Regions from separate parts of the Homo sapiens genome. Here region 2 is linked to region 1. Evidence: read pairs that join two places in POLR2A ChIA-PET (ENCODE). Cell type or tissue: A673. All regions are shown on one strand. Links, peaks and the distances in the headings refer to the core of each region. The heading gives the core; the rest is flanking DNA.

The links. ChIA-PET counts read pairs that join two places held together with the same protein. Peaks named below come from ENCODE experiments on the same cell type or tissue, not always from the same donor. Only the 100,000 strongest peaks of a DNase experiment are listed, where the experiment ranks them.
Region 2: POLR2A ChIA-PET joins it to region 1 with 5 read pairs; 2 of 35 experiments call an interaction of 5 or more read pairs at or near these places.

What each region holds. Positions count from the first base shown.
Region 1 is chr11:108,983,005-108,988,389 of GRCh38, forward strand. No RefSeq gene overlaps it. Among named protein-coding and RNA genes, the nearest start is that of DDX10, 320 kb to the left of the region's middle. In A673, for the core only: no CTCF peak of the experiment used is centred there; a DNase peak (open chromatin) is centred at 3,197.
Region 2 is chr11:108,731,041-108,736,425 of GRCh38, forward strand. The region is part of intron 13 of DDX10 (DEAD-box helicase 10); the gene reads left to right. The region is part of intron 2 of LOC124902750 (a long non-coding RNA gene); the gene reads right to left. Among named protein-coding and RNA genes, the nearest start is that of DDX10, 69 kb to the left of the region's middle. RefSeq lists an enhancer at 2,732-2,851. In A673, for the core only: CTCF peaks have their summits at 4,137 (motif pointing left) and 4,351; DNase peaks (open chromatin) are centred at 2,711 and 4,101; H3K4me3 peaks cover 951 bases; H3K27ac peaks cover 1,774 bases.

The sequences.
Region 1 (5,385 bases), core at 164-5,163:
CTGTCTTTCAAGGGCACTGGAATGGCTAGGATGGGAAAATGACAGCCTCTTTGGGGCCAGTGATGGTCCAGTAGAGGGGCACAAGAGGAAAGATGATTAGAAGGTGAAATAGAGAGGATACATTGGTCACTGTGCAGGTAAGGCAGGTTGGGGGGAAAGGGGGAGTCATGGGTGTTGCCAGGTTTTTGCCTTGGGCCACTGGGTAGGCAGCATACACAGGAAAGGACCAGCCTTAAGGGCAAATATAAAGGAAGCTGGCATCCATGTGTGCTTCCCATATACCACCCTTTCTTGAGATGTTACACAACTTCCTGTAGGCTTTTCTGGACCACATTATCAGGGAAGAGTTTGCAGTGGCCCTCAGGACCCTTTACTGAATTTTAACCAATTGTAACATAAAAGCTAAAAGATGGATTGGTTCATGTTTTTCATCACACAATGTGTCTGTGTTTCATGAAGCTCATTTATGGCAACGTGTACCTTTGCTGGCTGCCATGAGTGTTTTTCTTCTGTGAATATTGTTTCTTTACATATTTATATTTATCACATTTAATCACACATACAAGGCATTCTCCAAAATAGTTTCTTAAAAGGCAACTTAGAGACATATTTGGAAATGAAATTGAGAGGCAATTTTTTTTTTTTTAGCTTTTGCTTTTTATGTAACGGGACTAATTTTTCTCGAGCCTTGATTGTCTCAGCCACTGGTTCCCATACACAACTGCTCATCAAGATCACCTGGGAAGCTTTTAATAGACACAGTTTCTTGCCATGACACCCTCTCCCAGGGGGTTCTGATTCACTGGGGATGTGGCCTCTGCAATTTAAGTTCGTCAGAAAATTCCGATGAGCAGGCAGGTTTGGGAATCACTCATCCGAGCCACAGTCTCCAGATTTATAACCCTAGCTTTGGATGCATCAGCATTTTATTTTCTTTGAAGAATACATGGGCATTTTAGGGTAGAAGTAAATGGTGTTTATTAACAAAAACTAATATTAAATTACTGCATACTTGCTATTGGGATAGGTTCTTTTTAAATAATTATCTTACTTAATGTTATCCTCACTGATAAGTTATAGAGCATCTTCATGTTCCAAAGCCAAGAAAATGGAAACTAAAAGAGGCTGAAGAAATCTTTGAATGACTAGTTCAGGTGATCAAGTGGAGGAATGTAGTTAGAACTGAAATATTTCTGACTCTAAAAGGAAGCCTGTCTCTGAGCCACTACCCTGGGTTGCCAGTTTGTGGGATTAGTGATGCTTCCAGAATTTCTCAGTTGCTTTTTGCCCTTTGGAGAAAAGATGCCTTCCTCTGTTATGAGTGGGAGGGCAGTAAGTCAAGGCAAACACATCCTACAATTGCTGAGCGCTCTAGTGAAGAAAAATGTTGTTATTTCCCTGCCAAAAGAACTAGAGAGAAGAAGATCCTTGTTAGGAAAGACAAAAGCAGAGAACAAAAGCAAAACACAGAATGATGCTTTCCTCCTAGACACTTGAACCCACTAAGATCTTTTATTCTTATCTTTTTATCAGAGTCAGGATTGATTTAAGTTTATTAATGATAAATAACATCTTTTATTGCACAGTTAATGTATCCAGTGAAACTATACCCATATGATGCTTCTGTTTGCATTGTCATAAATCAATGAGAGACTGTTAATAGTAGCACTGGCTTAATCACTCTGATGCCTCTTGTTGCTAATGGGGATTGTAAAAATAGAGGTGTGAAGCAATGTGTTTTCTGAAACTTGTCAGGCTTGAATGGAGCAGAAGCATGGGCCTGGAAAGCAAGACCCATAACAGCCTTTGGGATGAGGATGTGATGATAACAGCTTCCATCACTTTGCTTTTGCATGGCTGTTTATGAAGCATTTTCCTTTAACCTTCCAAGAGTCCTGGAAGGCAGGAGTTTTGTCCTCCACCCTACAGGTGAGGAGACCTAGGCAGACTCCTGGTCCAGAGCTTTCTCCTCACTCTGGGCCCAGACGGACCTGTGCCACTTACATTTGTTCTTTGGAGCCCACTGATGCTTCCCAAAGACTTCTGGAGCCTGCAGTTTTTCAAAGGGCCAGATGCAAAATGAGGTAGGCTGAGATTCCAGGGCAGCTGCAGGCTGCACAAACATACTTCAAGCATTGGTTAAAAGGAAACGGAGAAGCAGAATGGTCATTAAGCACCTCAGAGGGGAATTTGCCATAAATTCTCAGCCTTTTCAATAGCTTGGCTTTATTAGGGCATGAGCCAGTGATATTTTTCTTCATTTCCTAACTTAGTGCTCACACAAGGATTATTACTTTGTAATATTTAGTTTTCTTGGCATTGTAGCTGAATTAAATGAAGACCAAGTGAGAGCTGGAAGGAAAGAACTCCTCCCCTCTGATCTACCTTCTCAGCCCAGTTTCCTGTTTTTAATTAACACAGTGGCGAACGTAAGAACTGACCCACATGCTGTGGGCCTTCATAGAACCAGGACAGGCCTTGCAGAAATGAAGAAAAATATCATTTAAAGTGTTTCTTAAATTGGATTGCTCCTTTTTTTTTTTTTTTTTTCTAGCAGGCCTGTGTGCCAGGCACCCATGTGATTTTCTTGTTAGAAATAGGCTGAGTGGGGGAGGAGAGACATGCAGAATATTTTTTTTTCTTTTTGTGTGTGTGTGTGTGTTTTATTAACTCTGGAGTGCGTTAATTTCATCACACTCCCAATTCCAATTTATCTGCATCTCTGAGACTAACTGGCAGCTGGAGCTGTGAGTGCTGGGACCAGGTGGGGCTAGAGGCTCTGTAGAATTTAGACAGGAATTTTACATCAGAACTAGACACAGATTTAGTAAGAGTGTGGGGACAACCATTGGAGTTCTATGGAAATTGGCAAGCAGTTGATCCTGCAAATGGCTTGGCCCAGAGAAATCTCAGTACCCCAGGAAGAAGGATGACATCATTCTTGTGGACACTTCTGGTTCCCCTGGTGCCTAAGAGGCCAATAAAGAGCTGAGCACTGGTCCAGCAGCCTCTCTCTTTGAGGGTCCTGGGGTGCCGGGCACTTTCCTCCTGCAGCCTTGGCAGGACCTGCAACCTGCCTGCTTTTGTATTACCAGCCCTTGGAGAAAGAGACTCTGTCCTGTTTGCCATCAACCAGACCTGATCCCACTGAGCCAACAGAGAAAAAGAACATGCATCTGAAAGATCCTACCAGCTGGAGAAAGATGAGTCACAACCAACAGAACACAATCTCAGCAAAACAGAGCTGTTGGAGGAAATGAGTAAAAAAGCAATAAGAAAACCTAAAGAAATTTAAGTGCATTTCAAAAGGACTTTCTAAAGGAAAGAAAAGTCGTCACCAATTTAGTAGATGTAACTGAAGGAGTTAATGGTCACTGTTGAGGGCCACCCATGTTGGTGGCTTAGAGGATCAAAGCACAGAGCAAAATCCGATGGAAATCATGAGAAAAAAGCAGATAAAATCATGAGAAAAAATGAGAGAGAGACTGGGAGAATGGAACCAGGGGACAACTTGGAATGAATAGGATTTACAATAGGATACAAAGGAACAGTTAAAGAAGAGGCAATAATTAAATATATAAGAAAAATTTCTGAAAAGACTTGAGTCTATATATGGAAGGGTCTAGCCAAGTTCCAGGTCAGGTTGATGAAAAAAGTGAGACCCAACATACTCTACTAAAAATTCCTGAACTCTAAATACCACAAGAAAATCCTGTAAGTTTTTAGACAGGAAGAACAGATTACTTATAAGGGAATAAGAGGAAGATTAGCATCAGACTTCTCATCTGGAAGCTAGAAGATACTGGAGTGAAAACTATAGCAACTACACAACCTAAGAATCCAATGTCCAGCCAAGATATTCCCCCATCAAGGCCAAAAAAAAAAAAAAAAAAAAAAAACCCAAAAAAACAAAAACAAACAAATGAAAAAACCAAACAAACAAACTACCATGATTTGAAGACATGCAATCCTCTAGCGTATATTTCACTCCCATTCACTATCTCAGCAAAATACTTGAAAAAGACTCAAAACAAATAGCAAATGAACTAGACTGGGAAGAAAATGAAGTGGAGAGGAAACAGTATTGAGCAAAGAACCTTGCTCTCTGTAGATCCTGAACCAGTAAGCAGTCTGCATCCCTGGAGCTGGAAGTGTAGGAGCAGAGAGGAGACCAAGACTTGGAGAAAGAATTTCCAATGAAAATAGGCCGCAAAACTAAACAGGTTCTTAACTCAGATTTATCTAATAGTTAAAGAAAGATAGTTGCAATGTTAAATAAACTTTTCTATATCGTGAAAAAATGAAGAAGATGTTAATTCACTTTATAATAGAGTCCATCTTATTTTAATACTCAGCTCTAATAAAGTATAATTGAAAATTTAAAAACTATAAATCAATCTAACTTAAGAGTACTGATGCAAAAAATAAAATAAACAGCAGATAGAATCTAGTGGAGTTTTAAAAGAATACTGTACTGTGATCTAATAAGATTTATTTTAGAAATGCAAGAAAAGATGGATATAAATATCTGTATCAGTATAACTCTAACGAACAAATGGAAAGAGATTAAAAGAGCTAACTGAAACAGAAAAATTACAAAATTACATTAGTAGATTTTGGAAAGGCATTTTATAAAATTCTTATAAAAGACAGTTAAGTAATACAGGAATAGAAGTAAACAACCTAAATATAATAAAGATCAGTCATGATACCTACCAGCAAGTATTACCTTAAGTGACAAAACACTACATCTATTTCTGTCAAAATCAGGCACTGAAAAGGAATATTCTCATCATCATTATACAACATTGTGTTGGAGTGGTAGTGAATGAAATAAGTCAAGAAAAGAAGTATGCATTTTTTTTAACCTTTCAAAGTCCCCAAGACTCTACTTTTAGATATTAAAAAAGGCTACTCAAGTTAGTAAAATAATTTTGTAAGGTAGCTGGAATAAGATTCATATACAAATACTAAAACTTGTCTTTTTTAGTAAGTAAGAAGTCAGAAATGGAAAAAACTCATTTATAACTTTAAGTACTAAATGAATATATTAAGAAAGACACAGACTTAAATGAGGAAAGCTATACAACCTTATTGAGGGACACACAACAATATCTAAACATTTGGAAAGACTTTCTTTTTCCAAAGGAAAACATTTAGTACAAAAGTAATTTCTTCAAAAATTTATGTACAAACTTTAGGTAATTTCTGTCAACATCCCAACAGAGTTATTATCCTGGAAATTAAACAATCTTGCAGTGTATATGGAGGAAGGATTTTTTAAATTTTTTAATTTTCAGTATTTTTAATTGACACATAATTACACATATTTTTCAGGTAGAGTGTAATATTTCCATACATGTATGTATATAATGTGTGATGCTC
Region 2 (5,385 bases), core at 55-5,054, 250 kb before region 1:
GCTAATTGCCGTTTCTTTTTTTTTTTTTTGAGACGGAGTCTCGCTGTGTCACCCAGGCTGGAGTGCAGTGGCCGATCTTGGCTCACTGAAACCTCTGCCTCCCAGGCTCAAGTGATTATCCTGCCTCAGCCTCCCGAGTAGCTGAGATTACAGGCACGTGCCACCACACCCAGCTAATTTTTGTATTTTTAGTAGAGACGGGGTTTCACCATGTTGGCCAGGCTGGTCTCAAACTCCTGACCTCAGGTCATCCACCTGCCTCAGCCTCTCAAAGTGCTAGGATTACAGGTGTCAGCCACCATGCCCAGCCCTTTTTTGAACTACCTCACCTAGTCTTAACTTCACCTGTTACCTACTTTCGAATTTTAAAAATTAATACTTATTTTCACTCGTGTTAATATCTTTTGATTCTTCTCCATGTTTTTAAGCAATTGGTTTTGAATGTGACCCTGCAACCGTGATCTCAATTGGGTTTCTTTTTTTTTTTTTTGAGACAGAGTCTCTCTCTGTCACCCAGATTGGAGTGCAATGGTGTCATCATGGCTCGCTGCAGCCTCGACCTTATGGGCTGAAGTGATCTTGAATTGCTGGACTCAAACCATCCTCCTGCCTCAGCCTCCCAAAGTTCTGGGATTATAGGTATAAATCACTGCACCCATCCTGGCTTTCCATTTTATCCTTTACTTTTGCATTTCATATTTTAGTGTTGTATGCATCCATCAGTCACTGGAGGCTGCTTTTTTCCTTTATTACCTATTTTTAAGGATAGACGAGATATAGAAAAATCAAATCATACATAAAATGGGAATAATACTATCATTTGCACATATAAATGAGTATATTCCCTGTGGGAAGACTAAGCACTTTTCCAGACACTGCTGACTTTGTTGAAATTTTTGTTGCTCATGTTTTAGAATTGTCTTTGTAGACACCATACCAGACACAGAAGGGAACTGGCTTTGTTACTTATAACTTATCCTCTTTATCTTGATTATCTTTTTTTCCCTTTCTTGTCTCTCTGGAAAAAGAAGATTTGTACAAGAACCAAATTGAAACTTGGAGCCAGTAGGAACCCATTGGATTGTAGATTTTATGGAATATGTCTAATAATCATATCATTATAATTAAGACCATAATTATTTGGCATTTTACCATATACTGAACACTTTCTGCATAAGTTCTCATTTTTCCTTATGACAAGAAAGGTAGCTATTAAAATTTCGGAGGAGGAAAGGAAGGCTTTTAAGTGACTTGTCCAAGGTCACAGTGGTGAAGTTAGCAGTTAAACCTATTTGTGATGCTAAGTCACATTTTCTTTCTCTGCTGTCGTGCCTACCATTATTTGTGTGTAGTTTGCTTTCTGTAATTGGGTAATGTCAGTGTAATTGACAGTATTGTAAATAATTTTGGGCTACTCATTGTGTGCGCACACTTGGAGTATAAAATGAATGTTTGCCTTTAGACTTCGGCGTAAATGGAGACGAGAGGTACTGAGTGCCAGGTGCAAGCAAGGCCTTCTGGAATGCTGCCTTGTCACAATCCTTTTCTGTTTGACGAGATCGATGCAGTGAAGGACAACAAGATTTTCTTAGCAGTGGAGAAGTGCCACGAGTGATGAAGCAATAAGACATGTGCAGGAGAGAGCGCAGGTGTAGTGATCAGGCACAAAGGCAGTAAGAGATGGCTGGTTGACCTCCCACCATAGGGAAGAACCTTGTTTTGGCTAATTGTCTTGTTGGGTGTTCAGAAAGTTGACCTCCAGGGAGACAGTGTTAGATAAGAGCATGAACATACAATTAAAATGATTAAATTAAAATTTATTTTTGGAACACTTATTTCCTTAAATGTGAGAATGAAATCTCTAAGCATATGCTTTCTTTTCTTTTTCAGTTTAAACCTTTTTAGAAATGAGACTGGGTAGATTCCATTTTAGCTCAACAAATGTCCTTTTAAAGCTTTCTTAAAAGTAAACATAGGTCAGTTTTAATTAAGATTTGAATGATACCCATAGATTATTCATTGTACCTTAGAGTTGATTCCAGATCCTGTTTACATTGATTTAGTCCTACTTTTTTTTTTTTTTTTAGTAGCTTTTTCTTTTTTTAGTACTGTAAGAACTCACTGTTGGTGTTAAAACACAGATTAGCTAACTTTGAAGCTTATAAGTATACTCTTATAAAAAGATTCCAAGTTCCAAATCAAGATTCTCCTATGTGGGAGCTAGGATGTTTCTGCCTCTTGTCTCTTCACTTTTTCTCTTTCTCTCTTTTTCCCTCCTTTCAGCAGCAGTTACCTAACGGATGCCAGGGACTGTGTTAGGTACTTAGTGACTTTTAGGAACTTGGACTAAGTATTTGTAAAATAAGTACTGGAAAATGATTAACATCTATCAATTTTTTTATAACTTACCATGCACTTTGACTATCATATCTCACTTATTTAAATTCTTACCACAGCCTTGTGTAGTGTTGTTGTCATGTTACAAGTTCAGACACAGGCTTTGACAGGTTCACTTACTTCCTTGCCTAATGTTGCATAGTTAGTGAAGCGCTAGCACTGGAGTCTGTACTTAGGCCCCTCTGACTTGCCTCGGTATGATTGTGCTTGCTTTGATTCCCGTCATTTCTACATTTAGTGGTGGCTTTTAGTGTTCCATTTTCACTTCCCACTTACACTGCCATTCTGCCCCCAGATTCTTATTACCTCATTCTTGGCTCGGGGGGATAAGCTTCATAATTGGTTCTCGTTGTTCTTCTGAGTCATCTTCCTGTGAACCTTGGTCAAATTAGTATTTTTTTTCAAGTGGTTTACCTTCCATGCTACCCTTAAGTTCACCCTTGCAGTTGGGTTTTGTAAGCTAGCCCCTATCCTATTGTCCTGCGAGACCATTCTTCCCAGTTTCCACTTAAACAGTGAAGGATTCCTTCCTGGATTATTTTCTTCCCACTCCAGCATTTCACATCTTTCAAGATGCAGTGCTTATCTTGTCTCTTCTTTGAAGCCATCCCTTACTTCTTCAACCCACTGACCTCTGGATTCCAATGGTCTATTTTGCTAGTATTTTTTTCTTTTTCTTGACATTTCATAATGTAGCCACATGTCTCTTAATTTTTATCTCTTCCATACCTGGTGATTTGTGTTCAGGGGCCTTATGTAATGTTCAGTTGACTTAAACAGAAGGAAGAACTCTAAAGTCAAGACTACTGTACTCCGAATTTTTGCTACCATGAAGTGAAACAATGGTAGCATGATCTCAGATGTTGCCAGCTGAAATAGTTTGGTATATATGCTCATTTGTCTTATAGGTGTCTTTTCTGTTTTTTGGCATCCTGTGCTTAATTCTTTTTTTGTAATCTAAGCTTTGTTCCAATTCAAAAGGAGTTGTTATTGTGTAACATGAAGCTTAGATGCATATATTGAGTTGCTTTATGTATTTTTTTTCCTATTTGAGTTTGGTATGCAGATGACTTCCTGAGGATGTAAATTTTCAGTGGAAAGCTTAAAGCTGGTTTTGGCATGATGTTTATTCTGTAACATGCTGAATCATTATATCAAATATTGAGTCGTTTTCCTTTATCTCCTTCTTTTATACAATATTCAATATTTATAACATCTGCTAACTACTGAATTTTTAAATCTACTTTTGTGGTTGAAGTTTAAACAGCTACTTTTACAGGCCGTATTTATCTTTATTTTAAGGTAGTTACACAGGTAATGAAAGAAATGTGAAATAGGACAGGCTGTTCTTGAAGGTCATGTGAATTGCCCTTTGAACTTGTTATATGATTAGAAATAAGGAGTTTTCAAATTCATAAACAAGTGCTTGTTTATATGGCTCTAACAAATATAATTGTACAACACTGCTAATATGGCAGATTAGTTTCCAGAAATGCTGTTCATAAGACCACTTTTTAAGTCTCTAAGCAGTGTGTGTATCTGTACCTGAACTTGTTAATGGGAGGACTGTCTTTGTGATGGCACTGGATTCAACTTTCACATTTCTTTTCAACACTTTTAAATTGTCCAAGCAAATTTTTGTTTTGACTTTGTTCTTTTCAATGCATATTTTGAAACACGGTTTCAAGTCCAAGGCAACATCTGAGGCTAGTGCCATCTGTTGGTGACAGTTAGAATTAAATCACTTTTGCTTTGATGCGAAGCTTTGTTCTTTACCATGAAAGTGTACATTTTAGGTGAAATGCCGGCTTATTAAGTGAAGACTTCATGAAGTTTTTAGAAAAATTTATTCAGCAAATATTTGAACACCTGCTGTGTGCTAGGCATTGAGAGCTGTTAGCAAAACCAACAGTATTCCCTGTGCATTAATGGGTGGGATGGACAAAAAATGAATATGTGTGCTATGGTAGGGGCAAGATGAAGCAGTGTAAGGGGGATATAGAATTCAGGGAAGGTGGGTGGCATGCTGCAATTTCAGATAGAATGATCAGAGGTGGTCACCATGGAGGGTGTATAAGGCACTCTTCTGTTGTTGCTGGATCATGAACTTTAGAGGTTTTAAGCATTGAAAATATTATTGTTCCTCCTCCCCCATAGGTAATTTGAAATGAAAACAGTATGAAACTTGAAAATAGTAAGAAAGTCCTGAAGTTATTTTCTCCATGATGGCTACTTCACTGCTTTTGTTGAAATAAATTATTTCAAGAACATTAAAAAAAAAAAGTATTCCAGCTTTACTGGTTCTCTGAGCATATGTGTAAGCTGCCAGTTGGTTTATTGAACACTGAGAGCTAGGCACTCTAGGGGGAATGTGAAGATAATTCAGACCTTCTTTGAACCTTGCACTAGCAGGTTGATTGGTTAGAGCAGTGGCACTTCAGTAAATTAAGTGGGAACAGGGATGTCTGCATATTAAGAAATGCCTATTGTTTAGTGAAAGTGAAGTATAAGTATAAACTTACTTATAAAATAAGTGTAAGATTAGCATACAGATTTCATGATGATTTAAATCTTAAGTCTTTAGGACAGTGTTTCTCAAGCCGTCTTTGCTGAAGGGTTAATGTTGTAATTTTGAAGCAATCACAAACCAATGACTTTGTAAAATATATTAAAGTTAAAATATGAGAAAAATGAACCCCTCTTTGCTTCCCTAGTTCTTTTTTTTTTTTTTTTTAACCTTTTTGCTTCTTCCTTTGTCTCCCTCTAGGTTGGATTATTTTATCTTTTAATAATAAAACCTCATTCTGTATTCTTCTGTTTGTTTCTTCTGTTTATATGGCCATAAAATTATACAGTGTTGTGGTGTGTTTTTGCATGTGTGAGTGTGTGTATTCGTAACATAGTGAATGTTTAATGGAAATACACTGTTTGTCACTGAATACGTTTTGCAGTTTATCACCCTTTCTATGCCTCTTGGGTTATCATGGA